Linked DNA regions of Homo sapiens: region 2 is linked to region 1. The links are chromatin contacts, found by Hi-C in ENCODE. All regions are on one chromosome and are shown on one strand. The core of a region is the stretch at or near the end of the contact, and the rest is flanking DNA. Distances in the headings are between cores, read along the strand shown.

Region 1 (4,779 bases), core at 1,456-3,955:
GTATCGTACTTTTTGTTGGTCTTGAAAGCATTTGAGAACAGTTCTCATTCAGGACATTTCAACTCATCACAAAGCCCGAATGGTAAGCAACCAAGACTTTTCTCAAAGATTATGCTCCTAATTCCCTTGCTGAAACTACTGAATTTCTTTTCATCTCCATCTATCTTTTCTTCCCTTTCATAACTGTCCCCTTTCTTTGTATCTTTGTCAAAGACACTCACCTATTTTAAATAATGGAAACAGAGAAATTACTGTACTTCAAGGCAGGCAACCAATAGATAATAATATTATTCTACCAAAAAAAAAAGACTGGGTGGCACTACCTTAAAACATATATCCATTTTAATCATTAAATAGCATTACTTATATAACAGATTTTTCACATGTAATTGAGAGAACTGTGTGAAACAGAACATTAAAAGATATTAATCAAGAGTTATTCATCAACTTGCCATACAACAAATAAGGAACACTGCACTCTGTGATCTATTAAAAATGATAAGCAGATAATCAAAACTGCGATTTCTTTTCATGGTTTTACTCTAGCAGGAATGGATTCCATTCTGATAGTAATTCCAGTTTTACTGTCACATAGAAGGAGATACTTTGCGAACCTCAATGACTGCCAGGTTTAGGACAGATATTAAGAACCACAGTGTCAGAAATGAAAGAGTACAACTTCACAGAATGTGTTGTCTCTGACAGGTTGATAGCCACTTACCTTCTCCATCTTTTCTTCCTCAAGGATAGCAGCTGCTTCCCACAGATACACCAACAGGCAATTCCAGCCCCTCTCTACCACACTTACCATTTGCAGGTGCCTGTGGCTTGTCTATTTACAACCTTGTCCCTACACAGCAGAAGCGGAACCCTTCAGGAAGTTCTGGATTCATCCTCAGCAGGATCTGTTTCACAAACTATTCTCCAGTCCCACCTTCCCTCCAGGTATTCTGTCAGTACTTACGATTCCCAGATCTTCTTTTAATTGTCACGCTGTTCGTCCCCTCACAAAATCAAGTTTAAACTAAAAAAAAAAAACAAAAAAAAAAACCCTCATACACTCAGTCTGTGTCCCCTTTCCTGACATAAAATAACTGGCCCTGTGCATGCTTCTTTTGGATGGCTGAGAACCCCGATTCCTTTGGGCCATTTACAGCTTGGATACCATACGCTCCAGGTACTTTGATAAGCAGGGTGAAATTTAATATCTATAACAACGCCTGCCTACTCAACCTTCTTAACTTCTCCCAAAACTTCCTAGTTTCCCTTCCCAATTCCAACTTCATAACAAAACATCACACTATGGCACAAAGTGAATTCATGGATGAAATTACTAACAGCTACAACTTAAGTAAGGACCCCAAGTCGTGAGACAAATTTCTGGGTTGAAAGTGCTCTGTATATCCATTTCAAGCCTGCCTCCAGTACGATGTCTCATTATAATCAAATAAAAAGGCAGAAAAAGTTGAATGGAATAGAGTTTGGAAAAAACACAAAATTAAAAGTTGTATGAGAGTTTCACTTATTTGCATCTGATATAAATATCTATACATCTATAGAAAAAAAAAACCCTCATACACTCAGTCTGTGTCCCTTTTCCTGACATAAAGCAACTGGCCCTGTGCAAGCTTCTTTGGGATGGCTGAGAACCCCGATATATCGATATATTTATAGATAGACGTCTACATATCTATCCAAATATCTATATCTATCCATATATCTACCTATCTATCTATCTATATATATATCTATATCTATCGATCGATATCTATCTATATCTATCTATCTAGACTTCCCTGGTGAGGGAGTGAACCGCTGCCTGACGGGGGCCAAGACTGGCAGAGCAGAGACGCGGTTTGTACATGAGGGGAGGTGGTGGCCAGAGCAAAAGTGAACCGCAGGCTAGGCAAAGACCACAGCACACAGCCATACAGGTGTCCAGGACCGTCAGATCCCAGAGCATCTATCTATATAGATAGGTATCTATATGGAAAACGTCCATATTGGAACGTATTAAAGAGGCAGAATTTTCTTCCTGGGTTCTCTGCTCTTGGTAGATGTTCTTCCGGCTTCAATTGCCACCTGTGAATAGTGAAGAAACTTCTCACTATGAGATTCCATTGCCCGGAAGGAGGGTAGAGCTACGGTACCCACTAAGGCAGGGAACAGAAGCAACAGACGGACAGGTCTGTGGAAATGAGGATATGCTAATAAGGGACCGAGTCAGGAAAACTAGAGGGTAACAAGAGGGCGTCAGTTAAGCTGAGACAAAATGACGGCCAAAGGTGGTCTTTACTCTCTCTAAATCACCTGGGTCTGGAGTCGACTCCCATCGCGCACCCTCACTCCCACCCCTGGCCCCCTCCCGCCCCCCACCCGCCCCCCTCCCTCTCCCCTCCCGCTCCCCACACCAACGTGTGCCTCCGTCACCTCTCAGACAGTGGATGCGTTCCTGTTGAAACCACCCAATCTACCTCAGGGTCCTCGCAAGCGCAGCCACCACGATCCGCCCGCCCACGTACCTGTGCTGCGCCTGCGCCTCCTCCGCTCTCTCAAGGTCAGCACCGCCCCCAGCCCACAACCTGGCACCCACGGAAGTTGCTTTAGAGGACGTCCTGCGTATCTTCACCTCTGCGTGGCGTGGGGTCGACGGCGCTCTGGAGAAGGGAGGAACTTCCTGTCCCGCGCGCGCACAACTTCCGGCAGAGCCGGAAGACCCTCTCTTTCGCTGTTTGAGAGTCTCTCGGCTCAAGGACCGGGAGGTAAGAGGTTTGGGACTGCCCCGGCAACTCCAGGGTGTCTGGTCCACGACCTATCCTAGGCGCCATGGTGAGTTCTTCTGTGAGGGCAGGAGTGACAACGGTGGGGCGAAAAGGGCGGGGAGGTCAGTACTGTGAAAAGAGCCATCAGGTGCTCTGCTCAGAATGGAGTTGAGACGTTGGGATGAGCTGCTGGGTAGGACCCACCACCTATCTCAGGGTGTCTGAGCCCCTGAGGAAGCAGCATTACGCCTACCTGTCTGGGAGACTAGCGGGCCGGAGGCAGGGGCGTATCTGTCAGGGAGTATGGACTGGGTAGCCTGCCTGTTCATGGCCCATTTACTGTGTATGGCCTGTGGCGCCAGGTGATCCCAGAGTTGACCTTGCCGGGTCAGTCACCTCTTCTGCGCCCCCTTCTCCATCCGCGGAACAGTGGCCAAGAACTTCAGATCTTAGAAATGCTTTTAGCCTCTCCAGGTGGACACAACGGGTCTCCTTGTATAAGATCAACACCTGTCATTTAAAGAAACGGTAGTCCCCTTATTCTTTACACTTAGCCATTTCATAATTGAAAAGGGTGTCAAATAAAAAACCCGAGTTTAGTAAGGACAGACTTTATTCGAAAGGAATATTGCAGGGGTGTGGAGGAAGGTTGAAGGAACTGTTGCAGTAGGGAGAATGACCGTAAGATTTGCATGCACCTTAAAGGTTAGGCAGAAAGGGTTTGTCTTTTGTTGGTAGGGGTAAATAAGATGTCAGGAATTGGGATGAAAATATGGGTATGATCCGGCAGTAACCAGATAATGTTTTACCCTGAGCCCATGTATTCTGAGGAGGAGCTGTTAGGAGAGGTTTGTATATGTTGTTTCAGACTGAGGGAAGGACAAAATTCAGGTACCCGAGAGAAGAGAATCTTAAAGTTTGGTTAATAAGTATTTTGTTCCGATTGATCTGTGGGACAGGTACTTCAGCAAGTCATTTACGAAGCAAAGGATGGGAATTAGAAGGGTCTAGTTATGGCCTTGTTATAGGTAAACAAGGGGTAGGGGGGTATGGATCAACCCTTAGTCTTATCTAAGTTCTACAGGAAAGATGATTCTTTGCAGTAAGCCAATTTCTCAGAACACAAACGGGGGCAAGGGGTTTCTTAACCTTTGCTGTTTTTCAAGATCACGGGGCTCTGGTGAAGTTCATTATTGTCAGTTTCTTCACCGTATACAAGATTTCAAACCCTCACTTGCAGAGGCTTCTGTCCTGGAATTTAGCTTCAGTTTGTCTTATATTTTCAGGGCCAAATATTGCCAACATTCAGTTAATGTGTGTGGTGATTGGCTTTTGAATGACTTTTAGAAACTTAGCTGAATGTAGAACAAAGACCTTCAAAATAATGTAGTTCCTGGTGCACTTTACCAGATAACCTATCTCTTTAAAGTTTTTTTTTTTAAGCCTCAGTGAATAATATGGTTTGTATTAAGAAAGTTGTTTTTCTTTTGTATCAGTGAAATTAGACAAGGATAGGGAAAACAGAACTGGGAGAAACCAAAGCCTAGTAATCACTCTTCCATCCCCATTTTTACAGAAGAAAGAATCTGGGGTCTAGAAATTGACAGTGATTTTTCTAAAGTAACAGTAGTTTGGCAGTCTGGACTAAAACTCATATTTTCATTTTTTAAATTTAAGATTAATTTTTGACTTTTTGGTCTGAAAAGTTGAAGGTAAAGTATAATTAAAATACTTAAGTTCATCATAGTCACAGAAAAGCTGAACATGAACTTGTTCTCAGTGTTTTGGAATACTAGAAGTAGAATCCTGCTTATCCTGTCGGTTCAAAAGAGATGGTTAATGTTTGGAACTAATGTAATCTTATGCTGTTTTTCTGAATGTCATTTTGGAACTAACTAGTTGGCTCTTTTCCTTCTGGAAGTGCTTATATTTCTGAGCTAATTATCTTGGCTGAGTTTTATCTTTCCCAGCTATGAAATTGATAATGTCTGTATATGCAAGTGTGGTTAATGCTTGG
Region 2 (4,779 bases), core at 1,573-4,072, 430 kb before region 1:
AGGAGAGGACAACAACTGAATAGACCCCAACACCAACCTATTCCTTCCAAGTAATTTCTTCATTGCCTCTGACTGCCTGGTCATGCTGGCTAAGTCCTGAAAATCCCTTTCTTCTTTTTTTTTTTCTTACAACATTTCCTCATATCTTCAGGATTTCCAGGAGAGAAAGTAAGAGCAAAAATGAAGCAGAAGGAAGAAAAAAAGGAGGAAGAGCAAGAGGGGGAGAAGGATCAGGAAGAGGATGAGGAGAAAGGAGAAGGAGGAAAGAAAAAGAAGGGAGGAAGAAAAGAAGGAAAGGGAAAAAAAAAGAGAAAGGAACACACCAAAAGTATCCTCCCTCCAAATGTTAAATGCATTGAAGGAACTTACTTAGTTTTAGAAGTGTCCATGGAGTCTCACCAATTATATCTTACAGAAGACTCCTTTTGTTGCTCAATGTGAAGTTCTCAAAGTTAATGAATAAACAAATTAATCAGTTTCCTAGGCGGTGTGATTTCAGGAACAGCGGCTTTAAAAATAATTTTACCTTCTCCTGTCTGGTTTGGAAAGTCCATAATTAGAGAGTTTCTCATTTGCTTTCTAATTTGATATAAAGTAAATATCTCTAGGACATAGCCAATATAAATCTCTTACACTTTAGTATGAAATTTTATCAGATACTTTTCTACAGTTGATTGAAGAAACAAGGAGAGCCAGATACAAAGGGTGCCTAAAGAAGGAAGGAAATGAAAGCAAATGGAAAAATGACTAGATGCACTGCAGTTTATTTTTCCTGCTTGCAGTTTTACCTAAAAGGATGGTGACTGTCACTGTACCTCTAACTTGTGAGAGAATCATGTTAATTATTTTTGTGTGCACAGCACCAACCATAGAGTGCCATACTATGGATGTTTGCTGAATTAATGAATAAATGAATGCAAGTATTCAGTGATTACTGTAGTCTTGATATTTTGTAAAATCTATGCATAACACAATCCCTTGCTACTAGCAAGTTGTCTTCTAAAAGAAATGGTGTACGTAGCAAGTATTCTTTCCAACTAGCTATTTCTCTGCATTAATTTCTAAACCAGGTTCTGCCTTATCCCAAACCACTTTAGCTTCTGGTTAAGAAATGTATTGTTACTAGAAAACAAAACAGAACTGGTGCTTTTTTTGTATGCATAATATATACAAATGAAGAATGGCTAATGATCGAGATATCCAAAAGATGACCTATATCACAAATAGACATATTTAATCATTTATTCAATATTTACTGAGTATCTGCTGTGTAATGAGTAAGGCAGGCAAAGTCCCTGACCTCTTGGTGGTTCCTGTAATAGAAGTATATTTAAAAGTGTAAACGAATATAGAAACAAAGCTCTTTCAGATTATTACAGATTCTATTTTTAAAATACAAATGTGGTAGAGAGTGATGGGGTAATGGGTTGAGCTAGTTTGGCCTAGGAATGCTTCCTGAGAATGCAATGAGCATGCAATCATGTTAATTTCTGTGGGAAGTGTTCCAGGCATAGAGAACACCAATTATAAAGGGAAGAAGCAAGTGTTCTGGGGACAGAAAGGTGAATGTGGTTTCAACATAGGAGAAGAGTAGTCTTCTTTCTAGCACAAGCCCAATAATTTAAATTGTCATTGAATGATCTTTTAAAATTAATGTCTAAGAATTATAAATGGGTCTTCTACTGTCTAAATTTTAAAGCTGTCTTAGCTATTTTTTTTAAATTCAGCTATCTTATGTTCCAGATATGCTAGGTTTCAATTCTTTCCCTAATGGGCTTTCTTCATAATTGCACTGATGAGTATTTAAGCATTTATGACAGGCCAGCCTTAAAAGAGTGAGTTTATGTAGTACCATTATGTTCCCCTTACTAAAGTTAGACAACAAAGAGTATTCCCTCCAAACGTGTTCATTAAGATTCATATCTGATTTGAAAAGCTTGAAGGAATTGTGGCCAAAGATTTGCACATTAACACATTTATAACCATCAATACATTAGCCTAGGCTCATTTTATCAAATGACCCAGTCATTACCTTGGGAAGCAAAGAGCAGGGCCCTCAAAGATTAGAAGAAAGGTAAGCTAAGTTTGTTGATGAAGGAGAAAAACAAAAAAAGCTCAATACACAATACGTGATGAAGACAAAACTATTTTTTGCTCAAAATTTTAGCCATTCTAAACCGTGGTTCTCATGTGTTTTTGCATGAAAGTATAAATATTTCCTTGCTGCAATCGAATCTGAGAGATTACAAAGCAGATGAATGTTATTTTTCTAGGGCTAGCTATGATACATTACATTTCTCTTATGTGGTGTTGTGATTGTATCTCACTGCTGATTGTGTCTTACCAGACTGTGCTTTCCTTGGTTTTAAAAGTAATGGCAATGGTAAACACATCATAACAATAGCTTTAAAATGTTAGTATTTAGTATTATGGTATCAGCTATTTTAATTCGAGGATAATCTAATAGTAAATCGAATGTGACTGTAAAACAACATTTTAAAAAATAGCTGCCATTGAAGACCTTCTTTGGGATGGCACACATAGTTCTGAATGTCTGCAACAGTCAGAGGATATGCTATTCAAATTGGCATATCATCCTCAGTTGAAGGTGACATCTTCTGCTTTTTTTTTTCAAAAATACCATTTTAAGGAAAAAATAAACTAATGAGGTTCATTTTCTCATGTGTCTCAGAAATAGATTCCAATGACAAAATGAATGGGAGGAAGAGAAAGGGAAAATGGATGAGGAGGAGAAAAATGAGGATGAGAGAGGAGGAAAAAAGGAGGAAGTGGAGAAATAGAAGAATCCAAATATATTGTAAAAAGACACTTTATTCAAATAAGTACATAATCTCACAGCTGAATACTTTCCATGAATATTCTGACACATTTATTTAAATTTTTGAAATCTTACTTTATGCATGTTATAATGGAAAATAGAGGATGAATCTCTTTATAATTTTATCTCATTTATGTTAAATACAAAGATATTCTAGATCAGAACTAACAAGATGAAAGTAATTTATTAAAAGTATGAAATTTCATTAAAGTAGTATTTAATTTTTTTATGTTGGCATGATTGGTCTATTACCAACAACCTTCAAGGAGCTAACTCTTTTATAATCTTTATTCCTGGTGCTTGATTTTCCTCTTTATATCAATCCACTATGTGTTCCACAATTCTAATCTCAGATTTAAAAAATAAATGGTCAAAGGGAGTGGCAAAATATTTGAATTGCTTTCAGAGGTTTGATGGTAGGACCCAGAAGACATAGAGATTGCCAGAATTAACATAACAGAGGATTCAATGTGCTCCTGTGAGAAGCATTGATTGGGGTGGGAATACAAGTCTGTTTCAAGCTTTCTGTACTGGTAGTAACTACTCACAGCTTCTACTCTTGCTTCTTAACCATAGCTTTCCTTTTTTTTTCTTTCCAGGGCTATAAGATTTTTATTTGATTTCAATAATCTTCCACCTGTATCTCCTTTTTACTTATAATGAAAAATTTCAGTTCTGTAAGACACCAATATAATGACTTACTTGCTTTATCTCATAATATATAAACAGTTGCAAAATATGAATAACAGCACTACAACTAGCAATATGATGATTGCTTAACAGCTAAAGATTATTTTTAGGGTTTTTTTTTGCCGTGATTATTTCTTAAGGTATAAAAAGTCAAATTACTACACAGCTTTCCTTTATAATGGGCAACCAAGTACCATAGGTTGAAGGGCTACTCTTCAGCAGTTATAGCCTCACTTGAAAACTCGGCTGACCTCTGCTAAGAGCTTCCACTTAGCGGTTGGTAGTTGTGTTCAGACTCTGCCTCTGCTACTTACTAGCTCTATACCTTTGTGAAAGCCATTTAATGTCTCTGCCTCAGTTTTCAAATTGGAAAGAAGAGAGGGAGGAAGAAAAACAGAAGGAAAAACCCTATTTTACATGGTTGTTCTCAGACTAAGAAAAAATATATAAAGCATTTACCTCAATGCCTAGAGCTTAAAAATTATTAAGCAAATGGTAACTATATTATTTAGCTCATGAGCCAAATTCTTTCCAGATAAAATTTTTAGAAATCAATAGAAATAAAACTTGCCACGTAAAAACAATTTTCCACCTTCAACAGAAATATATGGGCAGGTAAATTCTGTCTTATGCAAACTTTTGTGGTTCTTTAAAATTAACCGTAGGAGGAAAAAGATTTACAATGTATTTTGGGGGGGAGGGGCGGGAATGGCAGTGAGGGAGACAAGAAATATGTAGGGAAAATCATCTTAGAAAAAATAAAGCTTCTTAAAATTGATATAAGCAGAGGGTGGAAACTGAGGCCGGGAGATTATTACTCGTCCACGCTTACAGGGTGGGGTGGGGCAGCGTTCTCCAGGGTTTCGCCTTTGCCGAAGACCCGCTCCACCTTCTCTCGACCCAGATGCCCTTGTCGGGAAGAGTATGCTGTCCTCAGTGCCTGGGACAAGCTCACAAGCCCTCGTCTGTTCCAGGAATTCCAGTCCAAGCTCAGTCCTCTCTCCATCCCGGGGCATCCTAAGCGTGTCTTTGAACCGCACTGTGGAGTTTCACTCCGAAAGTCCTTCTTACAGAGCAACTCCAAGGATGGGCTGAAAAGCACATAGAGAAAATGGAACAGTGCGAAGTTGGAAGGTCCGTGCGGGTGGCAGCGCCAGTGTGGGGATGAGATGCTCACAGGACGGTTTTTAGGCGGCTCACAAGGGTTTTTTCTTTCTTTTCTTTCTTTCTTTTTTTTTTTTCTTTTTTCT

Evidence for each region. Hi-C counts contacts between places; a loop is a spot of excess contacts on that map. Pooled maps may share reads with other maps.
Region 2: a loop to region 1 is called in a pooled map of gastrocnemius medialis, with 2.0 times the contacts of the local background. The contact joins the promoter of GSCAR here to the promoter of TMEM161B in region 1. A Hi-C loop is called at or near these places in 6 of 168 maps with a recorded cell type or tissue (CD4-positive, alpha-beta memory T cell, CD8-positive, alpha-beta T cell, PC-3 and 3 more), 3 of 37 single-sample maps with no recorded cell type and 20 of 50 pooled maps.

The regions. Positions count from the first base shown.
Region 1 is chr5:88,266,771-88,271,549 of GRCh38, reverse strand. TMEM161B (transmembrane protein 161B) reads left to right here and starts at 2,705. Exons shown (of 12, transcript NM_153354.5): 1 at 2,705-2,829. The coding sequence starts at 2,827. TMEM161B-DT (TMEM161B divergent transcript) reads right to left here and starts at 2,668. Exons shown (of 3, transcript NR_039995.1): 1 at 2,523-2,668; 2 at 965-1,024. RefSeq lists enhancers at 2,539-2,728, 2,419-2,918.
Region 2 is chr5:88,695,187-88,699,965 of GRCh38, reverse strand. GSCAR (glioma stem cell association long noncoding RNA) reads left to right here and starts at 2,822. Exons shown (of 3, transcript XR_007058863.1): 1 at 2,822-4,779. The region is part of intron 1 of MEF2C-AS2 (MEF2C antisense RNA 2); the gene reads right to left. RefSeq lists an enhancer at 3,053-4,032.